2 separate regions of the Homo sapiens genome follow, and region 2 is linked to region 1. The links are chromatin loops, found by intact Hi-C in ENCODE. Cell type or tissue: endothelial cell of umbilical vein. All regions are shown on one strand. Each heading gives the region's core, and the rest is flanking DNA. Links, peaks and the distances in the headings are about the cores only.

Region 1 (2,908 bases), core at 232-2,731:
TTAAAAAGCAGTAGCATAAGCCAGACGCAGTAGTTCACGCCTGTAATCCCAGCACTTTGGGAGGCCAAGGCAGGTGGATCACGAGGTCAGGAGATCAAGACCATCCTGGCTAACACGGTGAAACCCCATCTCTACTAAAAATACAAAAAATTAGCCAAGCGTGGTGGCGGGCACCTGTAGTCCCAGCTACTTGGGAGGCTGAGGCAGGAGAATGGTGTGAACCCAGGAGGCGGAGCTTGCAGTGAGCCGAGATCGCGCCACTGCACTCCAGCCTGGGCGACAGAGCGAGACTCTGTCTCGAAAAAAAAAAAAAAAAAGAGTAGCATAGTGTGCAGGTACAATAATTTTAAAGCTAGAAGAGGCCTTGTAAGCCATTTTGTCTAACCACCTCATTACAGAAACCGAAATAGAGGCCAAGAGAAGACAAGTGACCTGTTCAAATTGATTTAGTCAATTAAAGAGCCTAGGGTAGGCCTCCTGGCTTCCTGTCAAGTGCTCCTTCTGCAGACCCATCCTGATTCATCCATTTGGTCCTAGTTCCTACTCTCTTCCAACGCCATATCTCTGAACTGCATATGTCATAAAACTCATAACTTTTTTCCTGCTAAATTTGATGTTTTTGTTGTGGGAAAAGGAGATCAGAAGAGATATACTCTGCTCCACTGATATTCCAAATGCTTAGAAAGTCAGTCAAAATATCTAGGAGTAGAGAAATAGTCTATTAGAAATAATAGAAACATGGATCTATTTGTCTACACTTGGATTTTTTTTTTTTTTGGTGGGGGAGGATGGAGTCTCGCACTGTCACCCAGGCTGGAGTGCAGTGGTGCAATCTCGGCTCACTGCAACCTCCGCCTCCCGGGTTCAAGTGATTCTCTTGCCTCAGCCTCCCAAGTAGCTGGGACTATAGGCATGTGCCACGACGCCCAGATAATTTTTGTATTTTTGGTGGAGATGGGGTTTCACCATGTTGGCCAGGCTGGTCTTGAACTCCTGACCTCGTGATCCACCTGACTCAGCCTCCCAAAGTGCTGGGATTATGGGCGTGAGCCACGGTGCCCGGCCTACTCCTGGATATTTTGACTGCAGCTCTTCCACCGCTCTGCCCCCGACAGTATGGCCTACTCCAATATGCAGGCTGACTTTTTTTTTTAAATGGAGTCTTGCTCTGTCGCTTAGGATGGAGAGCAGTGGTGTGCTGTTGGCTCACCACAACCTCTGCTTCCTGAGTTCAAATGATTCTCCTGTCTCAGCCTCCCAAGTAGCTGGGATTAGAGACATGCGCTACCACTCCTGGCTAATTTTGTATTTTTAGTAGAGACAGGGTTTAACCTTGTTAGTCAAGCTGGTCTTGAACTCCTGACCTCAAGTGTCCACCCGCCTTGGCCTCCCAACGTGCTGGGATTACAGGTGTGAACTACCGTGCCTGGCCCAGGCTGACTTTAGAGTCTTTAAGTTACAAAAGAAAAGGGTAGGGTCTGCGAGGTGATCAAAGAAAACTCTTAGACTTCATCTTTCGCCAAGCACAAGGTCTCTTTTGGGAAAAGTGAGCTCTTTTGCCACCTTGTGACACTGGATGAGAACAGCAAGCCCTCAGATCAATTCCTACTCCTGCTCCAAGGTGGCAGCATTGTACCGTGGCATCTAGGAACTAATGTACAGAGAGTTTCAAATAGAGCAACAGGAGGGAAGGTGATAATACCTCAGGGGAGCAGAGAATCATGTCATCATGTTAAGGAAATAGTAAGCAAAAATCACAAAACCCAAGGAAGGCAATGGAGCCCCTCTGCCCTAACCACCTCCTCTGCTAAGAGAAGCAGGCAGCCAGAGGCAAGAGGGTGGGGAGGATGAATAAAGATTTCCTTGGACCAATAAAGATGTGAGGCATTTATGTTCCCTCTAGTCAGTGGCCTCATTTCTCTGCTTTCTTTCTCATAGCAAAACTTTTTTAAAAAGTTTTCTAGTCTGGGTGCAGTGGCTCACACCTGTAACCCCAGCAATTTGGGAGGCCAAGGTGGGCAGATTACTGGAGCTCAGGAGTTTGAGACCAACCTGGGCAACACAGTGAGACTGTGTCTCTACAAAACATAGCCCATCTCCAAAATAAAACAAGACCAAAGAAGCTGTAGAGTTTGATAAAGATGGGGTAGATCTTTATTCTCTTTTTTTTCTTTTCTTTTTTTTTTTTTTGAGACGGAGTTTCGCTCTTGTTGCCCAGGCTGGAGTGCAATGGTGCAATCTCGGCTCACTGCAACCTCCACCTCCCAGGTTCAAGCGATTCTCCTACCTCAGCCTCCCAAGTAGCTGGGATTACAAACATGCGCCACCATGCCCAGCTAATTTTTGTACTTTCAGTAGAGATGGAGTTTCTCCATGTTGGTCAGGCTGGTCTCGAACTCCCGACCTCAGGTCATCCACCCGCCTCAGCCACCCAAAGTGCTGGGATTACAGGCGTGAGCCACCGCGCCCGGCCCTTCATTCTCTTTTATGCTCCATCTATCTATGCCATGACAAAGTCTACAGATTATTACACTAGACACTAAAAAAATACAAATTTGGAAAAATCTTCAACAACAGTTATCTGTCTAGGAAAACCTTCCCAAGCCACAGACAGTACCACTCACCTGCCGTATTTAGCTCTTCCTCACAACCTCTCAGCCCAATGGTCATCAGAATGTTGTCCACCAATACTCACTTCACTATTCAGGAGTGTGAAGATGTGCAAAACTCAATAGGTATGTCTGTGCTAATGTGAGTTTATATATATAACTGGATTAATTCTAGAGATCATATGGTTCACGGCCGGCTGGGGTGGCTCACGGCTGTAATCCCAGCACTTTGGGAGGCCGATGGGGGCAGATCACTTGAGGTCAGGAGTTCGAGACCAGCCTGGCCAACATGGTGAAAC
Region 2 (2,908 bases), core at 93-2,592, 740 kb before region 1:
GCCAGGCTGGTCTTGAAATCCTGACCTCAAGTGATCTGCCCACCTCAGCCTCTCAAAGTGTTGGGATTACAGGTGTGAGCCACTGCGCCCAGCCTGGACATATTTTTGAACATCAACAGGGCCTCCCTAGCTGTTATAGTAATAAGTTCTATTTTTTGAGGGCCTACTGTGTTTTATACTCTTTATGAATGCCTTTGCAAATGCCCTCTCTCTAATCCCTTTAACAATTGTGCAAGTCAGGAGCTTCAATACCATTTTACTGAGAGAGAAAATGTGTATGTATATATTTTGAGTCTGGGTCCCCCTATGTTGCTCAGGCTGGTCTCAAACTCCTGGCCTCAAGCAATCCTCTGGCCTTGGCCTCTCAAAGTGCTAGGATTATAGGCACGAGCCACTGCACCTGGCCAAAATGTATGTTTTGGCAGGGCTAGAAACATGTGTTGGTTCAGCTCCTGGATTGCAGAACAGGCTTCTCTAACTGTGCCTGGGAACATTCAGTTCAGCTGCAGGCAGATACACACTTGCCATGGGCTCAAAACTGGGCTGGGCTTCCGGAGGGGAAGAAGAGAGAAACAGAGACCCTAGGAAGCTCCGAGTCATGGATCAGGTGGGTGGGAGTAGATGGATATAACCATGGAAAATGGACATGCAGGATGCAGTGTGAGATGCAAGGTGCAGTGTGGCCAGTGCTCCGAGACCAAGAGAATGATGGAGACCCTGTGCCAGGTGCTGCAGAAGCGGACCCCCAGAGAGACACTGACTCAGCGATGGAGGCCCTGAGAGAGATGAGGAGGATGAGACTGGCAGTTACTGAGCCTCTGATAAGCAGCTGACACTTTGCTGAGTGCTTCAAACTTGTTATTTCACACAATGCTCATCACAACCCCATTTTACAGATGGGGAAAGTAAGGCTTAGAAATTTCAAGTGAATTTCTCAAGGTTACACAGCTCATGTAGAGCCAGGATTCAAACCCAGATCAGCCTGACCTCCCTGCCTGGACTTAGTGGTCTTTTGACTCCATCAGGCTGATCAAGGATGGAGAGAGAGAGAGAGGAGAGTGAGTGAGAGAGAGAAAGAGAGAGAGAGAGACCCATGAAACAGATTGAGCAAGGCATGGAGTGCAGGCTTCATGCACACGGTGGGGCCTCTTCTGGGTCTGACAATGCCTTAGCCCCTGTTCTTTGAGGCTCTTGTTTAAGATTTGCCAAAAAGAGGTCACCCAAATTATGGCCGATTTAGAAAGTTTACTTTTCACCAGTGCACACAAAATAGTGCAAAGAGATTAGGCTCTTCGAAAGGTCATTTTAAGCCTTTCAAATAGTGACAGGGCCCTGCAGGCAGTGTCATCCTACATTCTCACACTGCAAGGGGACTGCCCTCGCTGGATTCTAGGGTCTCTCCCATGACTGGAGGAAAAGTGTCATCTGGACACTATGTCAGAAGTCTAGATTTGGCGCCCTCTGTGAGTCTGAGGGCGTCTCCCCTTCTGCACCCGGCCACCCCCATGAGAGGTCCTGCCAAGTGGGTGAGCTGCGGCGGCAGGCAGGGGTGCAGTGCCCATCATTCACACTAGATGGCGCTCTGACATTGGACAATCCTCTGAGCATGTGGCTGCCTAGTGGCCAGAGGGCAGGGCTGGATGGCTTTGAGGGGAGGCTGGTCTCACTGGACCTGACACCCCGACCTAGGGTAGGCCAAGGGGCGCCGGAGATGTCAGAAGCCAGGCTGGGGACCAGGAACTCTGCTCCTCCACCCGTGACTCCTGGTCATTCTTGGGTCGGGGCTGAAAGCGGGGCAGTGGGAGGAGCAGAGGGACCAGAGGGCAGCTGGAGGGGAGGGATGGGGTGGGGGGGGGCACATCAGCAGGCCCTGGTGGGGCAGCCCGGCACCCCTCAGCCAGTTAAGGGCCTGGGGAAGGTTGTCCTCTCATTGACCACTAAAGCCTAGGGCTGTAGACCTGGGGTCTCCCAGGAGTGGTTTGGCCATCTGCCTTGCCCTTGGACAAGGGGGCTGGGTAAGAGGCATGGGGGCTTGTTTACAATGCCTGCAGCTGGTAGGAAAGGAAGCCTTGGCAGATGTGACTGAAGGATCAGCTTTGCTTGGAGAGCAAGACCCAGGCACAGGACCTAAAGGCCTCAGGTTTGTGTCCCTGTTTAGGCATGTGACCTTGGGCAAGCCACTAAGACCTCTGCTTCCTAATCGTTTCTGCTTTCAGAGTTGGGAACCTTGAATGAGATCATGCACACAAAGGCACTCAGCACACCAAATGCAGGGCATCCCTCCTGTCCTGCCAGTTTGCGGAAGTGGCATCTTGCATTATTTCCCTGCCTGCAGGCCCAGTAAACACTCAGTGCTGTTGAGTGATTGGTGCCTGGGGGTGGAGGCAGCTGGAATTGGCAGTGTTCCAAAAGGGGCCTCCAAACCTTGTACTTGGGGGAGTATCCTTGAGAGACCCCGTCCTCAGATGTCCACATTTTCCCTGTTTGGAAATGCATGCCTTGGAGCTGGGCCTGACTGCTCCGCTTGCCCGCTCTTTGTCTCGTCCGTTGTCTGGGGCTCTGCGGGATCTAGAGAGAAAGAAAGGAAATCCCCAGCACTTGCTTGTGGGACAAGAAAGCAGAGGGGTGGGCTTTTCAGGGGACCTCTTCTCCAGCAGTCTGCTTGCCTACTTCCCTCACATCTGGTGCCAGGGGCGGAAACTGAGGCAAGGGAGAACCTTAAGGACAAACTACAAATCCCTGAATGCTAATAGGGATAGGAGAGTGAGGTGGTGAATTGACTTCCCGGTCCCATTGCAGGGACTGAGGGGGTCTGTAACCCTCGACTCCTGGGGGAGAGGTCTCGAATGGTTCGCTAGAGACATTCGAGGAGTTAGGAGATGGGCAGGGAAAGGTCTGGGAGGAGGAA

Evidence for each region. A loop is a pair of places that touch in the nucleus more often than their neighbours do. Peaks named below come from ENCODE experiments on the same cell type or tissue, not always from the same donor. Only the 100,000 strongest peaks of a DNase experiment are listed, where the experiment ranks them.
Region 2: a loop joins it to region 1, with 16 times the contacts of the local background. A loop is called at or near these places in 23 of 110 quality-filtered maps.

What each region holds. Positions count from the first base shown.
Region 1 is chr17:37,372,114-37,375,021 of GRCh38, forward strand. The region is part of intron 1 of ACACA (acetyl-CoA carboxylase alpha); the gene reads right to left. Among named protein-coding and RNA genes, the nearest start is that of C17orf78, 2.4 kb to the right of the region's middle. In endothelial cell of umbilical vein, for the core only: a CTCF peak has its summit at 1,594; a DNase peak (open chromatin) is centred at 1,608.
Region 2 is chr17:36,627,882-36,630,789 of GRCh38, forward strand. It overlaps a transcript of MRM1 not described here. Among named protein-coding and RNA genes, the nearest start is that of MRM1, 28 kb to the left of the region's middle. In endothelial cell of umbilical vein, for the core only: a CTCF peak has its summit at 1,583 (motif pointing right); a DNase peak (open chromatin) is centred at 1,580.